2 separate regions of the Homo sapiens genome follow, and region 2 is linked to region 1. A link is a loop called in an ENCODE intact Hi-C map of the cell type or tissue named here. Cell type or tissue: Caco-2. All regions are shown on one strand. Each heading gives the region's core, and the rest is flanking DNA. Links, peaks and the distances in the headings are about the cores only. Region 1 overlaps CLCN5 (chloride voltage-gated channel 5). Region 2 holds the start of USP27X (ubiquitin specific peptidase 27 X-linked).

Region 1 (8,333 bases), core at 298-8,297:
GGCATGAGAGTCAACTAATGGATGAAAACTGCCGACTGGATTTCTAGTCACATGGTAAAGCACCAAGTTGGGGAGAGCACTCAGGGACTGGGATATACACAGATATTGTACATTATGTACAAAATTATTGCGCTGCAATGTACAAAATTCCTGACACAAAAGCATGCACATGCTGTACAATGAAAAGTTGTTACCTCTTCAAGGCTGAATAATACTCCACCTATAGGTGCTCCAAAGGCTACAGATACACCAGCTGCTGCTGCAGCCGACAAGACCTAAAATCCAAAACTCAGAATTAGTGACAGAATAATGCTGCTTTCCTCAATCACTCAATCACATTTTTAGAAGAAATGTTAGTAGTTACTGAACATTTAAAAATACCTCTAGATGTTCCATATCATCAAAAACAAAATTCAAACACTGTATGCTGAATTTTGAATACACATGCATAGTTCACATGCTTGACCAGGTAAGAGGACCTTTCCTTTGTAATTCATTTAGCCATGTGTTTTATTCTAAATTATGCACCGCCCCCCCGCCCTTATCTCCCATACTCCCAATTCAGTAACTGCATTTGAATTTCTAGGCCTATTTGTTCACCATCTAAATGATGTACTTACAGTGATGTATTTATTTATATGGAACTTTGCAAAGGAATGCTTTTTAAATGAGATGTTCAAGAAGGCTCTAATGACATAAAACTGAAGTCACAATTGGTTCACAGTTATTCAGCAGCTGCAAGTATTCATGCAATAGGTATTTAGAGTCTCTCGTACCCTGTGTCCTACTCCATGCCCAATAACCTATGGACACAGAAATAGGGAGGTGACTAGATTTTTAAGGGAAGACTTAAGATATGGCAAGGAAAGGGACTAGGAGAGAGTGGGAGAGGAAGAAGGAGCCAAAGGGAAAAAGTGATAAAGAGAGAAAGAATAGTGATACTTAGAGACCTCCACCTCTGTGTAGGTGTGTGTGTACATGTAAAATGTACATGACAAACACTAATAATGGCAAACAAACCAAAATTAATAGATGGACCAAGTCCTTTCATTGGATTCTGGTTGCTATGGAGAGAGATGATTTGAAGAAGTAAAGAAATATTTTAGAGAAAGTTGAACAAAATTACGAGTTTTGAAGAATAAAAAGGTCCTTGGCAAAATAAGCATATAGGATTATCTGGAAGAGTAGGATGGCTCAGGAAAATGATGGGGAGGAAAGAATGGAATCTCTGGTGCTAGCTGGAAGGGCTTTGAAATTCCTAGCTACAATGGCTTTCATTTAAGAAAGATGAGGACAGCCAACATGCAACTTGAGAAAGGGGATTTCAGTGACTATGTTTAGGATGAATCAAGAGACAGAAAGAATCGGGGTAGCTAGTTTGCTTTAATTTTATATTGTAGAGTGGAGTCTGTCTACACCCTTCTTTCTCAAGTCTGTTTTACTCTCAACCATCTGCCCACTTTGACAAGGCCATAAGACAAAAAAGGTTGCCGCTGATGATGAAAGCAACAGGAAAAAATAACTGGAAAGTCTAAATAAGTGCTAGAAAGTAAATTTAAGATTCAAATACTAGCCGGTTGTGGTGGCTCATGCCTGTAATCCCAGCACTTTGGGAGGCTGAGGCAGGAGGATCACTTGAGCCCAGGAATTCAACACTGGCCTGGGCAACATGGCAAAACCCAGTCTCTACAAAAAAATTCACAAAATCAGCTGGGTATAATGGCATGTGCCTGTAGTCTTAGCTACTGGGGAGTCTGAGGTGGGAGAATTGCTCAAGCCCAGGTGATGGAGGTTGCAGTGAACTGAGATCACACTACTGCATTCTAGCCTGGCCAAAAGACTGAGACCCTGTCTCCAAAAAAAAAACAAAAACAAAAACAAAAAAAACCAATTCAAATACTGTCACGCACCACGTAACAACGTTTCAGTCAATGATGGACCACATACAACATGGTGGCCCCATAAAATTATATTATATTTTTACTGTGCTTTTTCTATGTTTAGATGCACAAATATTTACCATTGTGTTACAATTGCTCACAGTATTCAGTATAGTCGCATGCTGTACATGTTTGTAGCCTAGGAGCCATAGGCTATATCATAAAGCCTAGGTGTGTAGTAGGCTAGACCATCTAAGTTTGTGTAACTTCAATCTATAATGCTTGCACAGTGACGAAATCTCCTAACAATGCATTTTTCATAACATATCCCTGTCATTGAGACATGACTGTATTCATATGAGTCTAACTGGAGAAATATATGGCATCTGTAGAGAGAAACAGCCAAATCGAATTCCCCTCTTATTTTATTAGAAACTATTTGAACAAAAATGCCAATTTTTAGAATGAAAGTCCCCAGCAATCTGTAGTTTCAAATTCACCTTCATCCATGCAAAACCAGCAACAATCACCACTTCACTCTTAACCATTATAATATTTTTTTAAAAAAATTTCAAACACAGAAAAGGTGAAAGAATAGCACAAAGAAGTCCTACATATCTTCATGTAGCTTCTGTAATTGCTACCATTACTGCATTTGTTTTATGATTCTATTTTTTTCTGAAGAATTGGAATTTCACTCAGAAAAGTCAGTTGCACATATAAGGCTCATGTACCCTGAAATGCTTCAGTGCATGTAGGATATAAATGCTTTTATGTCCTAAAAGCAAAGACAGTCTCTTCCATAATCACAGTTCAATGATCAAAATAGGAAATTTACACTAATAACTGTTATTTGATCTATAAATCTCATTCAAATTTCATAACTGTTCTAATAAAGCCCTTCTAGAAAAAAAATGTTTTCTCAACTCTTCCCTTCTGTTGAATGTCATTCCCATTTAACAACCTCACCAACTTAACACTACCTTTAAGTCCCTCTACTGCATGACAGGTAGTTAAACAATCTACTCATATTTCCCCATCTTCTCTCCTGCTAGCTTTCCTCTCCTTTCTAACAGTGCCAGGACCTTTCTCCCTTGAACCAACAAAATTTATTCTATATTTGAAATCTCAATATCTTTGAGTTTCCTTCTGGGTCTTGTGGTTAATTTTTTTTTTTTTTTTGGTTTTCATAAGAAATCATTAGGTTCCTGTTTTGTGAAAAATCCTTTTAAGTGAAATGACCTTAGTCTTGACCCATTCCATATGTGACTTCTTTGTAATTCAAAGAAAATAAAGCAAGAGCCATTATTCTCTTAGGCCCTTAATTATAGCAAGAAAAAAGTAAACCAATGACTTGGAACTTTTTTTTAAAAAAGTCCTTCCTCCTCAAAACAGCATACATTAACAACTGCATAAACATGACAGCCACTACAGAGGTGCCATGGCGGGACTAATTTAGCTGGGCTGAAACAAAAGGTAGAGAGAGGTCCAATACAGAGAGAAACTAATTCAAGTATAGTGTTAGATAGAAATAGAAAGTGAAAAAACCGACATCTGAAACATACACTGCACTTATATGTACTATTCCATAGCAATAAACAACTTCTTTTAAAATCTATTCTTTCTGTAACTTATTTTGTAAGAGAAGCAATATATACTTGAATAGAATTACATACAATAAAAAGTTAAAATCCTTACTTCTCCTTCACTACCCCTCACTCTCCCACTCACCATAGATAAACATTTTTAACAGTTTGACGTGAGCCAGGCATCGTGTCTCATGCCTGTAATCCCAGCACTTTGGGAGACTGAGGGAGGAGGATTGCTTGAGCGCAGGAGTTCGAGACTAGCCTGGGCAACATAGTGAAACCCCGTCTCTACAAAAAATACAAAAATTAGCTGGGTTTGGTGGTGCGTGCCTGTAGTTTCAGCTACTTGGGAGGCTGAGGTGGGAGGATCATCTGAGCCAGGGAGGTCGAGGCTGCAGTGAGCCGTGATCATGCCACTGCACTGCAGTCTAGGTGACAGAGTGAGACCCTGTCTCAAAAAAAAAAAAAAGTAAAACCAGTTTGGGGTAAAACCACCTTCCAGACATTTTCTATCAATAAGTGCATGTACACTTTTAAAAAATATGAATTATATTATATACATTACTCAGAAACTGGCTTTTAAAATCAAATGGTGTTTCATAGCCAGAATTCCAAGTCAATATATAAAAGGTTATCTCATTTAATGGTTGCAAAGTATTCTACAGTATGAACAGAATAGTATTTATTAGATCAGTTCCCTATTGATGGACATTTTTGTTGCTTCAGTTTTTTACTATGTTGACAGACGCTGCACTATCCTTATACACCTTTGTGCACACACATGCTAGGATATCTGTAGGATAAATTCCTACAAGTGGAATTGCTGGGTCAAAGGGTGTTTGCATTAACATTGGTAGAACTCTCAAATTCTCACCCCCTAAGATTGTATCATTTATGCTCACAACCAAAAAGAGACTATTAAGGCCATTCATTATTACCTCTCTGCGCTTGGCTTCATTCTTCCTGTATTTGTTGAAGCAGTGGCACAGGATGTTCCCACAGCAGCAAGCCACGTGCACTAGAGGGCCCTCTTTGCCCAGGCTCAAGCCAGATGACACTGCCAGCACCAAGGTGATGGTTTTGATAACCAGAGTCCACTTACCCAAATAGCCCCTAATAATGAAACCACTCAAGATAGTTTTTATCTGCAGGTTAAACACAGAAAGATTGAATATAGACTAAGGAAGTCAACAAGGCTAAGAAGCAAAAATCTGGACCTCATTATAGAAACTGCACCTTTTGAATAAGTGACATATAAATGCTTGACCTACAGTGATCCCTGTTTGGAAGAGAGCCCAGGAGCCCAAGAAAGCAAGAACTGTTCTTTAAGCTTTCATGTTCCCCCTTTTTAGGGGGAGGGGAGTGATAGCTGGGCAAGGATGTATTGTAAGTATGAGAGTGTGCATATATGAAGGAGGAGCTGGAGAGGGAGGGATAGGTGTTTTCCTCATGTTACAACGTGGTAGCCCAAGAGGCATGTTTTGAGAGGACAAGGCTAATGTCCCTGAAACAACCTTAAAGGTTAGGTATAGTCTTGATTCCCTGGCTTAAAAAAAAAAAAAATTGTGACTTATTACCTGGTCAGGAAACAGGGAAGGGCAAAGTCATCCTGGTAACCTAAGTCTCAGTGTCTTTAGTCACTGTCAAGCAATCTAAGCCAAAAGTAGTTAGAAACAGGGTTTTAACCATCCCATGTAGCCTAAATCATATTGTGGGAAAGGTACCAAATGATTTTCTTTCTTTTGCCCTGAAAAAGCTGACAATAACACTGCTTTTTCAGGTCAGAATCTTGGGATATACTCTGGAAGCTTTTTGGATAGGGAACAGGGGAAGTTTTCCAGAGCCTGGCTCAACAGGAACCCTCAGGAGGCTAAGAATCAACTCCCTTTAATTTCCTGGTAGCCCAGGCTGAGAGGGACTTGTGGAAAGACCTAGGTCTTAGATGGCCTCAGGATCTGATCCTGTTTAACATTCATCAAATTGTGGTATGTGCTGGAATACATATTAAGAGATTTTAACCAAAAAGTATTCATATTGTAACCATTTATAAACCATTTTAAGAGACTCACCTCAGGGATTCCAGAGCCACAGGCATAAGGCGCAAACACCTTGACAAGAGATACGGCAAGGAAGGCAAATAGGAGAGCCCAGAGGACGTACATGAAATAATTGACTATGTAGGCAAAGGCTCCCTGGAACAGGGGGAAAAAGAAGCTTGTTTTAGCCTAGACAGCTTCAGTGAGACATGCAGCTCTTCTGAGTAATGTTTTTTCAGGAAAAAAAGTCCAAAAAAAAAAAAAACCACCGAGATTAAATTGTTCAAGACTTTTCTTTCTGAATTGTCAACTACTGAAACACTGTCAGGCCACTTAGTACTGAAAATGAGATGCTTTGCTACACCCAAAGGAAATTTACCATGGATTCTAAGGATGAACAAGGAAAAGAGCAAACGGAAAACCATGAAACAAAATTCTCTTTCTATATGAGTGCTTTGATGGGTTTTGTAGTCAAATATATATGATTCCATGTCATTTTACCAAGAGTCTTAAGAGCACCCCCCCAGCTTTTTTGGAATGGCTGAACCTTGGCTTCACATCTGAAGTGAAGAGCGGATCTAAAGTTCCACTAAATTCACCTTTGGCTACTTACCTTGGTGTCAAATTCTCATAGTTTATAGTAACAAAATTTTGGGTGTTTGGCTTTTTTCTTTGCTTTTTAAAATTTTTTTATTGTATGTATTTAAGGTGTACAACATGATGTTTTATATATATACATATAGCGAAATTGTTACTACATTGAAATAAACTTACATGCATATCACCTTCCATAGTTACCTTTCTTTGTATGTGTGGTAAGAGCATCTAAAATATACTCTTAGCAAATTTTTAGTATACAGCATTATTAACTCTACTGTACATTACCTCTCTAGACTTATTCACCCTACCTCACTGCAAATTTGTACCCTTTGGTCCACTTCTCCCCATTTCCTCCTCCTCCATGCCCCAGGTAACCACCATTCTGCTCTCTGGTTCTGTTTACTCAACTTTCTTTTTTAGAGTCCACATATAACTACATCTTCAAGAAAATTTTGGTACCACAGACTCAGGAACAACCATATAAGTAGAAAGTTTTGGACCCTGGTGGTACCAGATATAAATAAATAAAATGGAAACAACTATTTTTTAAAATAGAAAGAATATACTTTTTGAGACTATTCCCCTGTGATAAATGAAGCATGCCACAAAAGAAATCTAGCTTTGACCAGCAGGAAAGATTCATCCATATTAAAGGGCCTGCAAATAGTCATGTCTTACAAAAAAAGCAATTTTGATTAGGAAGTTATGCTTGCTGGTAGAAATATTAGGAATTGCAACTCACTCAGTAAATACAAAACCCAATGGACTTTTGACTTCATAACACAAAACACTATTAAAGTAACTCACTGACCTAGACAAAGAGAACCAGAATGCTCAGGTTTTTTCTGAGTTGTAAATTTGACACAGGTTTTCCATTATCTTAGGCCCTCAGAGGAACACATGATTGCTATTTCTTTGCCTTTCCAATGTAGCTAAGGAGGAAGAAGACTGCAGAGGTAGGAAATGAAGAGGGTAAGGGAGTGAAAGGAAAAGTAACTCAAACTGGCCAGAGGCAGAGACCAGGAGGGCAATTTCCTGGCATTTGGAGAAGGCTTCTTAAAACCTAGAGGAGGCCGAGGCGGGCGGATCACGAGGTCAGGAGATCAAGACCATCCTGGCTAACATGGTGAAACCCCGTCTCTACTAAAAATACAAAAAAATTAGCCGGGCGTGGTAGCGGGTGCCTGTAGTCCCAGCTACTTGGGAGGCTGAGGCAGGAGAATGGCGTGAACCCGGGAGGCGGAGCTTGCAGTGAGCCGAGATCGCACCACTGCACTCCAGCCTGGGTGACAGAGTGAGACTCCGTCTCAAAAAACAAACAAACAAAAACCAAAACCTAGAGGACTCTTTCCCCAGGGAAGGATTTCGTTCATAAAAAGAAGAGCCAGAGAAATCTGTCACTAGAGCAAATCTCAAGCTCCAGTTTGAAAGTAACTGTTGGAATGCTTACACACATACAGCTATAAAGGGGCAGCATGAGGCAGCCCTGCAGTGATAGAACAGTTCTAAATCTTGACTGTGGTGGTGGTTAAACAAATGTCCACATAGGACAAAATGGCAATGAACTATGAACTACATGCGTGCGCGCACATACACACACACAAATACATACATAAATCAATGTGTGTAAACTAAATGGTGAACTAAAGTCTGTGGATTGTACCTATGTCAATTTCCTGGTTTTGCTATGGTACTACATTTATGCAAGCTGTTGCCATTGAGGGAGGGAAGGCTGGGGGAAGGGTACTGAGGACCTCCTTGTACATTGTTTTGCAACTTCCTATGAATCTGTAATTACTTTTGTGTGTGTGTGTGTGTGACAGGATCTCACTCCATTGCCCAGGTTGGAGTGCAGTGGCACTATCATTGCTCACTACAGCCTGGATCTCCTGGGTTCAGGGAATCCTCCCACCTCACCTTCTGAGTAGCTGGGACTATAGGTGGTTGCTACCACGCCCAGTTTTTTTATTTTTAGACACAGGGGTCTTGATATATTGCCCAGGCTGGCCTCAAACTCCTGGCCCCGAGGGATCCTCCCTCCTCAGCCTCCCAAAGTGCTGGGATTACAGGCATGAGGCACACCTCACTCAGTCCTTGGAGGAGAGGATTTTTTTTTTTTTTTGAGATAGAGTCTTGCTCTGTCGCCCAGGCTGGAGTGCAGTGGTGCGATCACGGCTCACTGCAACCTCCGCCTCCCAGGTACAAGTGATTCTCCTGCCTCAGCCTCC
Region 2 (8,333 bases), core at 266-8,265, 200 kb after region 1:
GACCCATCCCAAAAGGTAGTCAGACACCCTGCACGAAGTTGCCAAGTGCCATCCAAAGTCACCCATCTCTTGAGCTCCCCCATCCTACAAGACACCAAAAATAACAACTTTTTACATTTTCTCCTGAAAATTATGAGCCCTAGGTGTTAATGAAATCTCGGTTATGAAAGGAAGGTGTATTGGTTCATTAACTCATCCATCCATTCATTCATTCAGTAAATGTTTTGAATACCTACTTACCATGTGACAGGAGCTAAGGGAATGAGAATGCATCCCAAGGTACAAGAGGAGACACAACTCCTGTCCTAAAAAAGCCTATAAGCTAGTTGTGATGCACCCACAGCCACGTAAATAAACATATATTTCCAAATGAGTTGACCATGAAGTAGACTTGGGAAGCAATGGGGAGCCCAGCCTTTTACCAGAGCCAGTGGATCCAAGCCCCATGGATGTGATACGCATTCAATTTCCCTCCAGGATTATCTAGGTAACAATTACTTTTGTACCTGATGCTGATGAGAGAAGGACTCATAGTGCTTACCCCATCCTGGGTTCATCCCATCTGTTTTGGCTTAGCTCTCTGCAGGCTGCTCTGCCCTCTGACAGTATCAGGGAAGGGGCCAACAAGCCACTCTATCAATATCCCTGGGCTGATGGGCCAGTGAACTTTGGAAAACAGTCTTTCTACTGATCTGTGCCTGTGAGTAAACATAGCAACCGAACCCATAATGTTTTTAGAAGACGAAGACCACCAAATTCCCTCGTGTGCAAGCCTGGCAGCCTACTGGCCATGAGAGTCCCATCACTGGGATCTGAATCATGAAAGCAACATGACTGTCCTCCAAAAGGACAGAATAATGACCTTATGGGACAGCTGTGGTCCTTTCCACCCCCAATCCCAGGTGGCACCCACTGTGATGCCCTGCACACAAGGGACAAAAGTGGAGTTCATTGCCTTGGTACTCTAAATAGACAGCATTGGGGAGGGAGTTGTGGAGAATGTGTGTGTGACTGTATGTGACATGATGTGTGTCCCTTCTGTCCAGGGGTCTCAGGCAGGACTGACCCCCACCTCTGATGCATTCTGGGCCTGGTCCAAAGAAGTTTCAGGTTTGGATCCAACAAACGTTTACTGAGTCCCTACAAAGTTCCAAGCCTTTTACTTTATACTTTGACACATTTTTATATCATTTTATCTTTAACAATAACCCTTTAAGGTAGGAATTATCTGCATTTTACAGATGATAAAACAATCGCAAAGAGGTTCATTGATTTGCTCAAGTATATCATACAGCTTTTTTTTTTCTTTTTTTTTTTTTTTTTTTAACACACACACACTATACTCTTAGCTGAGGCCTGTCTGCGTTGGTTGCTTATCTTACAGCATTTCTTGTCTTCTCTACTTTTGGAGCGACGGCTCCCCTTTTACAAGCCCCCTTATTTCCTCTCCTTTCACTAGCCCAGGTGGGCTTTTCTTGTTTTAATACTGCATTTAATAGCACAAAAAATCACGAATACAAAGAAACTGGCAAAGGTGTTTGTCAATGATATCCCTGCCTCCTCCACTTTTCTGCTTTCATACCCATATATGTAATGGGCTACATTTTTTAGAAACTTTTCTTTTTCCCCCCAAACATATAACTGTTATGTGATTGGTCAATTGAAGCTGAAACACCCATGGAGAAAGATGTTTTACGGTTACAAGGGCACACTCCCCCCCCACCACCCCCCTCCCCCCCACACTTTCCCACACAATCTTTTGGAGGAATATAGGATATGTACCAGTGTCAGCATTTTCCTGCTCCTGCCTTCCTCACCCAGAGTGTTTCTACCATTTAATTTCCCTTTCATCAACTGCTTAGACTAGAGCCTCTTCTCCCTCCCCTTCTATTTCTCTTCCAATCAGGACCTTTTGGACACTGGGTACTGTTCAATTCTTACTCTGTCAGGCCCATGGGCCATGGTCAAGTAGGTCCTTTAGATCTCGATGCCAGTTGTAGTATTGGTGTCGTCATCTTCCATTGCAGGTAGGTCTGTGTGTCACTTCAGTAGGCTTGTGTGTTCATTTCTTTCACTTTTTCTGACTCATGTTCTAGCACCTGTTTGTGATAGAACAGTAAATACCCTTCACTGTCCAGTACGTCCTTAATACTGGCCTTAGTGATGACGGCATCATCACACTTGAACCACTGGTCCTTGTGGTGCCGGATGAAGCTGGTATAGTGGCCACTCTCCAAGGTTCCTTGGTGATTAACCACAGCAAACAAGGAATACTTATTTTCGTTGTTTCCACTATTGGTTGGCAGCTGCAATTGTCCATTCATTCTGCTCTCTTTACTTGAGGCCATAAACGGCGTCATATCCAGCTCCAGAGGAAAGGAAATGTATGTAGTGATCTTGCGCCTCTGTTTCGCTGAATGTTCAAACCGTTTGAAATGAAAACAGGCAACGACAGGTAATTTATTCATTGTGAGCTGTTTGGTAGATTCCTGGTAGCTTTGGCAACTACCACATTTGATTTTGGCACTGCTTCCTAAGTGCTCTGGCCTCGTAAACCTCCGCAAGCAGTCCGTGAGGGTGGTGATTCCTGGTATGTGGCTTTCCCCGTTCACACTGCTCTCCCTCCCTGGGCTCATGGGCCAGAAGGAGGTGCAAGAGCCAGGCAAGTCCAAACTAATGTCCCAGCATGGGTCTATCGTGGTGGAGACGCCATGGCAGGCTTGACAGGTGACATCAGACTGCAGGCCACCTGTGAAGATTTGGTCTATGATGCAGTTACAGTGGTTGGGATTGTTGGCCGCCTTCCCGACATCATCACCTTTGCAGTGCCTGTGCAGGACATCTAACGCTGCAATGAGGAACTCGTGGGCATCCTGTTGCCTGTACCCTGCTAAATGGCGGGCATGTATCCACACCAGGTGCAGTAACTTATAGGGCACATGAGGAGACGGGTTTCCAGAATACAACTCCCGAAACAGCGACGACATCTCACAGACCAGACACAACTCGGGACTCGGCATCTCACATCGGTGCCTGTCAGAGAGAAAGAAATCTCTCAGTATCGGCGTGTGGGTGAGGGCCTGGACAATGCAGTTCATAAAGCACGTGTTGCCAAGATTGATGAGTCCTCTTAAACCGATCGTAAAGCTGGAGGTGATTCTTCTTCTCCTCGGGTTGTGCCCCAGCAGTTCTAATTCTGGTTTGGTTGTTTCCCAGGTTGGGAATTTCTCACCAAGGCCTGGCACTGAACACTGCTGGTGAGAAACCTCTGTTGAGGTGGAGGCTTGTAATTTCAAAGCTTCTCCTTGCTCTTCTTTGGCAATTTGCTCAATGTCTTTGTCATATACATAGTCCTTACACATAAAGCAGTATATACCTCCGTAATACAGGTCTACTGCTAAGTTGTGTTGTTTCGTCTCTGCGTGCTCGTGAATGTGTTTCTCCGTGAAGCAGCCAAAGAAGACACAGGAAAGGCAAGAGTGGAGTCTGTTCAGATGGGTGCCACACACATGGCAGATGCAGGACTTTGCCTTGCTTTTCCTGGTCTCTGGGGTTCCACACCACACGAAGCACTGGTAGATAACCCGCAGTTCCTGCCTCCAGTTCTCTCCCACCTTAAAGCTGTTCACGTGAGAACAGCCTGGTGGCCCCACGGCAAAATCCACATCCAGGCATCCGCCCCCAGGGCCGCGCCGGGGCCGGGGCCGGGGCGGGGGCCGGGGCCTAGGCTGCGGCGGGGTACGGAGCCGGGTCTGGGGCCGGGGCCGGGGTCGGCGGCGCGGCGCACGACTGCGACGCGGAGAGGGATCGGGGGGCCGCGGTGGATCGGAGGGAAGGGTGGGGGGAGGAACCTCGTCGCTGTTGCCGCCACCGCCGCTCCGCGCTGGGTTCTCATCCTCCAGCTCCTGCTTCGGCTCCTGCTCCGCCTCCCGGACCGGCTCGGGTTCGGGCTCCAGCTTGAGCTCAGCCCGGCGGCCCGGACCCTCCGCCGTCTCCACCTTCCCAGCGGCGTCCACCTTCCCCGCCGTCTCCACCTTCTCGGTGGCGTCCACCTTCCCCGCCGCCTCCGCCTTCCCCGCCGCCTCCGCCTTCCCCTCCACCTTCGCCTCCGCCTCCACCTTCCTCTCCGCCTTCTCCGCCGTCTCCGCCTCCTCTACCTCCTCCGCCTCCACTGGCGGCGGCTCCTCCCCCTGCTCGCAGGGCTCGGGCGGCCACTGGGCGTGGCGGCGCGGGGGCCACGCAGACCTGGGGTGTCCCCCGCCCGGCCTGAGGGAGCGCGGTGGCTGTGGCAGCTGGACCCAAAAGGGACTTTCACTGAAGGAGGCGGCGGCGGAAGCAGGCGACGCCCCCGGGAATCCTCCCGCCGAAGCCCCCTAGTGGAGGCTGCTTCTGCAGCCAGGCCCCGTTTCCTTTAATTCAGTATTTTCCAAACTTGCTTGTTCACGAGAATCACGTGGGGAGCGTGTTAAAATTACAGATTCCTTGGCTCCACCCGCAGGCCTACTGAATCAGAATCTCGAAGGGAGGTACTCCGGAACCTGTATCTCTAACTAGGGCCCCAGAGGCTGCTTATGATCAGGCAAGTTTGGGAAACACAGCTCTAATTCATTGAGGCTGGCGGGAAGGGGGGCGGGGACCGCGCAGTCTCTTTAAGGCGCTTCCAGCTCTCGGCTCCAATCGCTGCTCTGACCCCCTTCATCGTCTCCTCCCCTCTCCTCGTCCTTCCCCTCGTCTATGCAGGCTTCCCTCGGCCACTGCGGGGCTGGGGGCCGAGCGGGTGCCAAGTCCAGAAATGTTTCTGAGGCTGTGAAATGTCCCCTCTGAGGGGGGTCCTAGGGAGCGCAGGCAGAAGCCGTGACAGGCCATCATTTCGGCGGCCGAGCCTGCCTCTAGCCTCGTCCCTGTCTCCCTTCCCACGCCAGGTCCTGCGCTTCCCGAAAAGGATGAAGCTCCAGCTGCAGTTCTGGGGAGGCCTGGACCCCAGCTCCGGGGGGGCCGGGCTACCAAGGCCGCTGGGCCTGGAGAGGCGCGTCCCTGGCCCATCTTATCAGCGCTCTGCAGGGTCTGGGCCTGCTGCTCGCGTCCTCCTGGGCTCCCAAGGCCACGGGTGGGTTAATGGCTTGACAGCCGGCCTCCTGGCCCAGCAGACGCTGAGCAGCCCGATGGCACAATCCACCTCTTCTCTCCAAGGCCAGCTGGAGGGACGAGGCACGACAAGGCCATCCCTACAGCTGGCACTTCCCCTACAGCTGAGAGGGGGCCTAAACTACAGGACACACTCCCAAGACCCTTAAGCCCTGGCAGCATCCCGGGGGAGGGGGGCAGCAGGTGGAAGTGGAAAGAAGCCTGTGGAGCTGCCAGCAGGGAGAGGGAGTCGGACATGAGGCTGAGAGGCCTCTGGGAACCCCTGTGCCAAGGGGCTGCTGGCACTGGGCAGCAGCACCCCAGAGCCCACGAGGAGTGTGCCCAGAGCAAGTGGCTCAGACCTGGGTCATGGCTCGAGGGTGTCGGGCTGTAGCTGCTGGTCCCAGAGAGTGCAGCCCAGGGCAGGCATCAGGACAGGAGTAGGAGGAGAAAGAGTGTTCTAGGAAGAGTCTAGTCCCCTAATCCTGGTGGTGGCTGGCTGTAGCCTAGTGCACGCTGTCTGGCTTGTGTGGCTGTGCTGCCTGAGTATACATACCCTAGCAACATTCTCCTTGCTCAGCACTGGACATCAGCTCTCCACCTGGCCCCTTCCTCTAGGGAGGGGATGGGGAGGCCTCCTAGGGTTAGCAGCAGGAGTTGGGCCTCAGGAATCAGGAGCCCTTGAAAGGAGGATGCGTGGTTCCCATAAAACTGAGGGTTGCCCTGGGCCCTACCCTTCCTGAGTCAGCTCTTGCTTCAATTCCTTGAAGCACCCCAGCATCCTTTCAATAAATGCCTGCCCTTTGTGGCCTGCAACCAGAGGAACTGCAACTAGCACACTCACTGAAGGAATCCTGCTGCTGCTGCTGCTGCTAAAAACAACCGAGGTCATGGATGAGGGGGTGGAGGATACTCTCATCCCACCTCCAGACTGACAACAAAAAGACCTAAAGATCTCTGTGTACCTGGGACTGTCTACCATTGAAGATTAGCCATGGTAACTTGTTGACTTAGTGATCAACTTCCTGCAGAAGCCCATAGGTCCACCTGGACTCTGCCCAGGCCAGCGTGTTCTGAAAATGGAGGGCTCTGTCACCATTCACTCAACAAATGTTTATTCTGCACTGACCGAGGGCCAGATGTACCAAGAGCTGTGGACACAGCACTCCAACTTACTCCAGGGCTACTGAAATCAGGGATGGCTTCCCCAAAAGGCACACTAAGGAAAGTCTATGTCACTAGCAGAGAAGAGGCACCAAAGACAAAAAATCAAAAAAGAAAAAATACCAGAAACAGTTTGACATTTGATTTTTTTTAAGTAGTCCTCGTGGGAAAAATCAGAACTTTGTTGTACTTCCTTACATTCATTTCCTGATTACATGATGCTTTTGTTTTGAATCACGTGTGGAGGGTGTCACCAAAATCTTTAGATGCTTTGTCCTTATGTGGATCTGGACCCAGATCCTAGCAAATGTTACCATCTCTGCCTCACAAAGATCTGACAGAATGCAGGCAGTTGGGGCTATCCTTAGGAGAGACAGCTCTCCTTCGCAGTAGATGCACCTGGGTGATAAATCCAACTCTGACCACAAGGTGGCAAAAGAGTAAATGACAATTCCTCATATATGTTTTGTATGTTTATATAAAACTATTGGTTTATATAAAATGCTCTCTAAAAATATTAAGAAAAACGTGTGCTCCTTCACACATTTTTGGGTTGATGTCTGATATTTTGCATCACAAATGTCAATTGGCTACAAATAATGTAATTTGTGACAAATGTTAATATTCAAAAATAAAACTGTTATGTCACTATTTCACATGAATCCGGTGAAACCTAAATACCTTAGTGACTTGAGAGCCACCATCATCTGTTTTAAAAATGTATAACTGAGCTCTTCTTTGATACTTGGAAGTTGTACATTTTCCCTTTTCTCAGCTCTTAATTCCATTCTGTTTTTCCAACAGAATTTTGTCTCAATAATTGTCTGTTTTTTCACTTGAAATGTTTTTGATTATCCTATCGTATTTCTCTGCAGCAAAAATGTGTATATATTTTTCAATTTAAATGCTCTTTAAATGTTCCTCTGATTATAAGGCTCTAAGTGTTGTTTAAAAATTTGCTCTTGTTTGAATTATCATGACAATTAGTATTAGAATAAAATGGATCAAAACATTGTGAATATATTACAAATTTTGATAGGTAATTATTAAACGTAAAACAAAAGTTCATTGTAGATAGGGCTTTTTTAAAAAAAATTAATGGGTGTATCCATGGATAAACATTGCTTTTTGCTAGAATGAGATAGGCTTCAGCATCAATTCTCTTCCTATTTTTTGTTTGGTTAAATGTTAGCACACAGAAACCTCATTTATATGAATAAGTGAATAGGAATGGACATTTTGTTTTAGCAATGCACGCAAGTCTTTGAATTCCTTTGGAGATATATGGGGGGAAATTACACAATGATTTATCCTCAAAATTATTTCTCATGATTTATCAGCTGATAACTTCATAGGTTTTTTCTTCAATTCTACTGGAAGCAAAGAATTGGAAACCATCTGAGTTGCAAAAGGATTTTATCCCCATTCATTTGTTAGAGCAAGTTGTTTGTTTACCATCGTCAGCATTGTTCGGAATTGTCTCTCCTGTGCCCCAAGGATTTTACATCACAGGGCAGCGCACCCAGGTTAAGATTCAGGATAGGTAAAAGATATGCTTTTTCTTTTGTAAAGTGCAAAAAGGACCATTGTGAAAGGGGAGATAGAAAAAGAGAACCAGTTTGATTCCTACACTGCAAGTATGTTCTCTGGCAGGTCAATTTTAAAAGACTACACAGGAAATTTGAGGATATAGAAATTGATCCCCTTAAAACTCCTGTACTCCAGGGTGATGCACATTCCACTTTAAAAGTTGCTAGTTTATATTTATTATTATAAAAGTAATATATACAATATTCGTGTTTTTTTAATAACAAGGTATACAAGGCATAACATGAAAAGTTAAAGCTCTTCCCTCCCCCGCCAATCACACCCATTTTTATTCCCCTGAGATAACTACTTGTTAGCACTTTCACATTTAGCCTTTAAGAAATTGTCTATGCAAATACAAGCATGTTTTATACATGCAGTTGTCCCTTGGTAATCCGTGGGAGATTGGTTCCAGGACCCCTGTGGATACCAAAATCCATAGAGATTCAGGTCCCTGA

Evidence for each region. Hi-C counts contacts between places; a loop is a spot of excess contacts. Peaks named below come from ENCODE experiments on the same cell type or tissue, not always from the same donor. Only the 100,000 strongest peaks of a DNase experiment are listed, where the experiment ranks them.
Region 2: it touches region 1 in a loop (13-fold over the local background); 6 of 110 quality-filtered maps call a loop at or near these places.

The regions. Positions count from the first base shown.
Region 1 is chrX:50,077,922-50,086,254 of GRCh38, reverse strand. CLCN5 (chloride voltage-gated channel 5) reads right to left here. Exons shown (of 15, transcript NM_001127898.4): 8 at 5,539-5,661; 9 at 4,408-4,614; 10 at 195-275. Among named protein-coding and RNA genes, the nearest start is that of MIR502, 67 kb to the right of the region's middle. In Caco-2, for the core only: no CTCF peak of the experiment used is centred there; a DNase peak (open chromatin) is centred at 4,494.
Region 2 is chrX:49,875,337-49,883,669 of GRCh38, reverse strand. USP27X (ubiquitin specific peptidase 27 X-linked) reads right to left here and starts at 4,186. Exons shown (of 1, transcript NM_001145073.3): 1 at 1,112-4,186. The coding sequence starts at 3,362. The coding sequence ends at 2,046. USP27X-DT (USP27X divergent transcript) reads left to right here and starts at 4,314. Exons shown (of 2, transcript NR_026742.1): 1 at 4,314-4,579; 2 at 4,923-6,946. RefSeq lists silencers at 3,835-3,914, 3,955-4,364 and an enhancer at 8,306-8,333. In Caco-2, for the core only: CTCF peaks have their summits at 4,385 (motif pointing left) and 6,704 (motif pointing right); DNase peaks (open chromatin) are centred at 4,219, 6,179 and 6,669; H3K4me3 peaks cover 2,185 bases.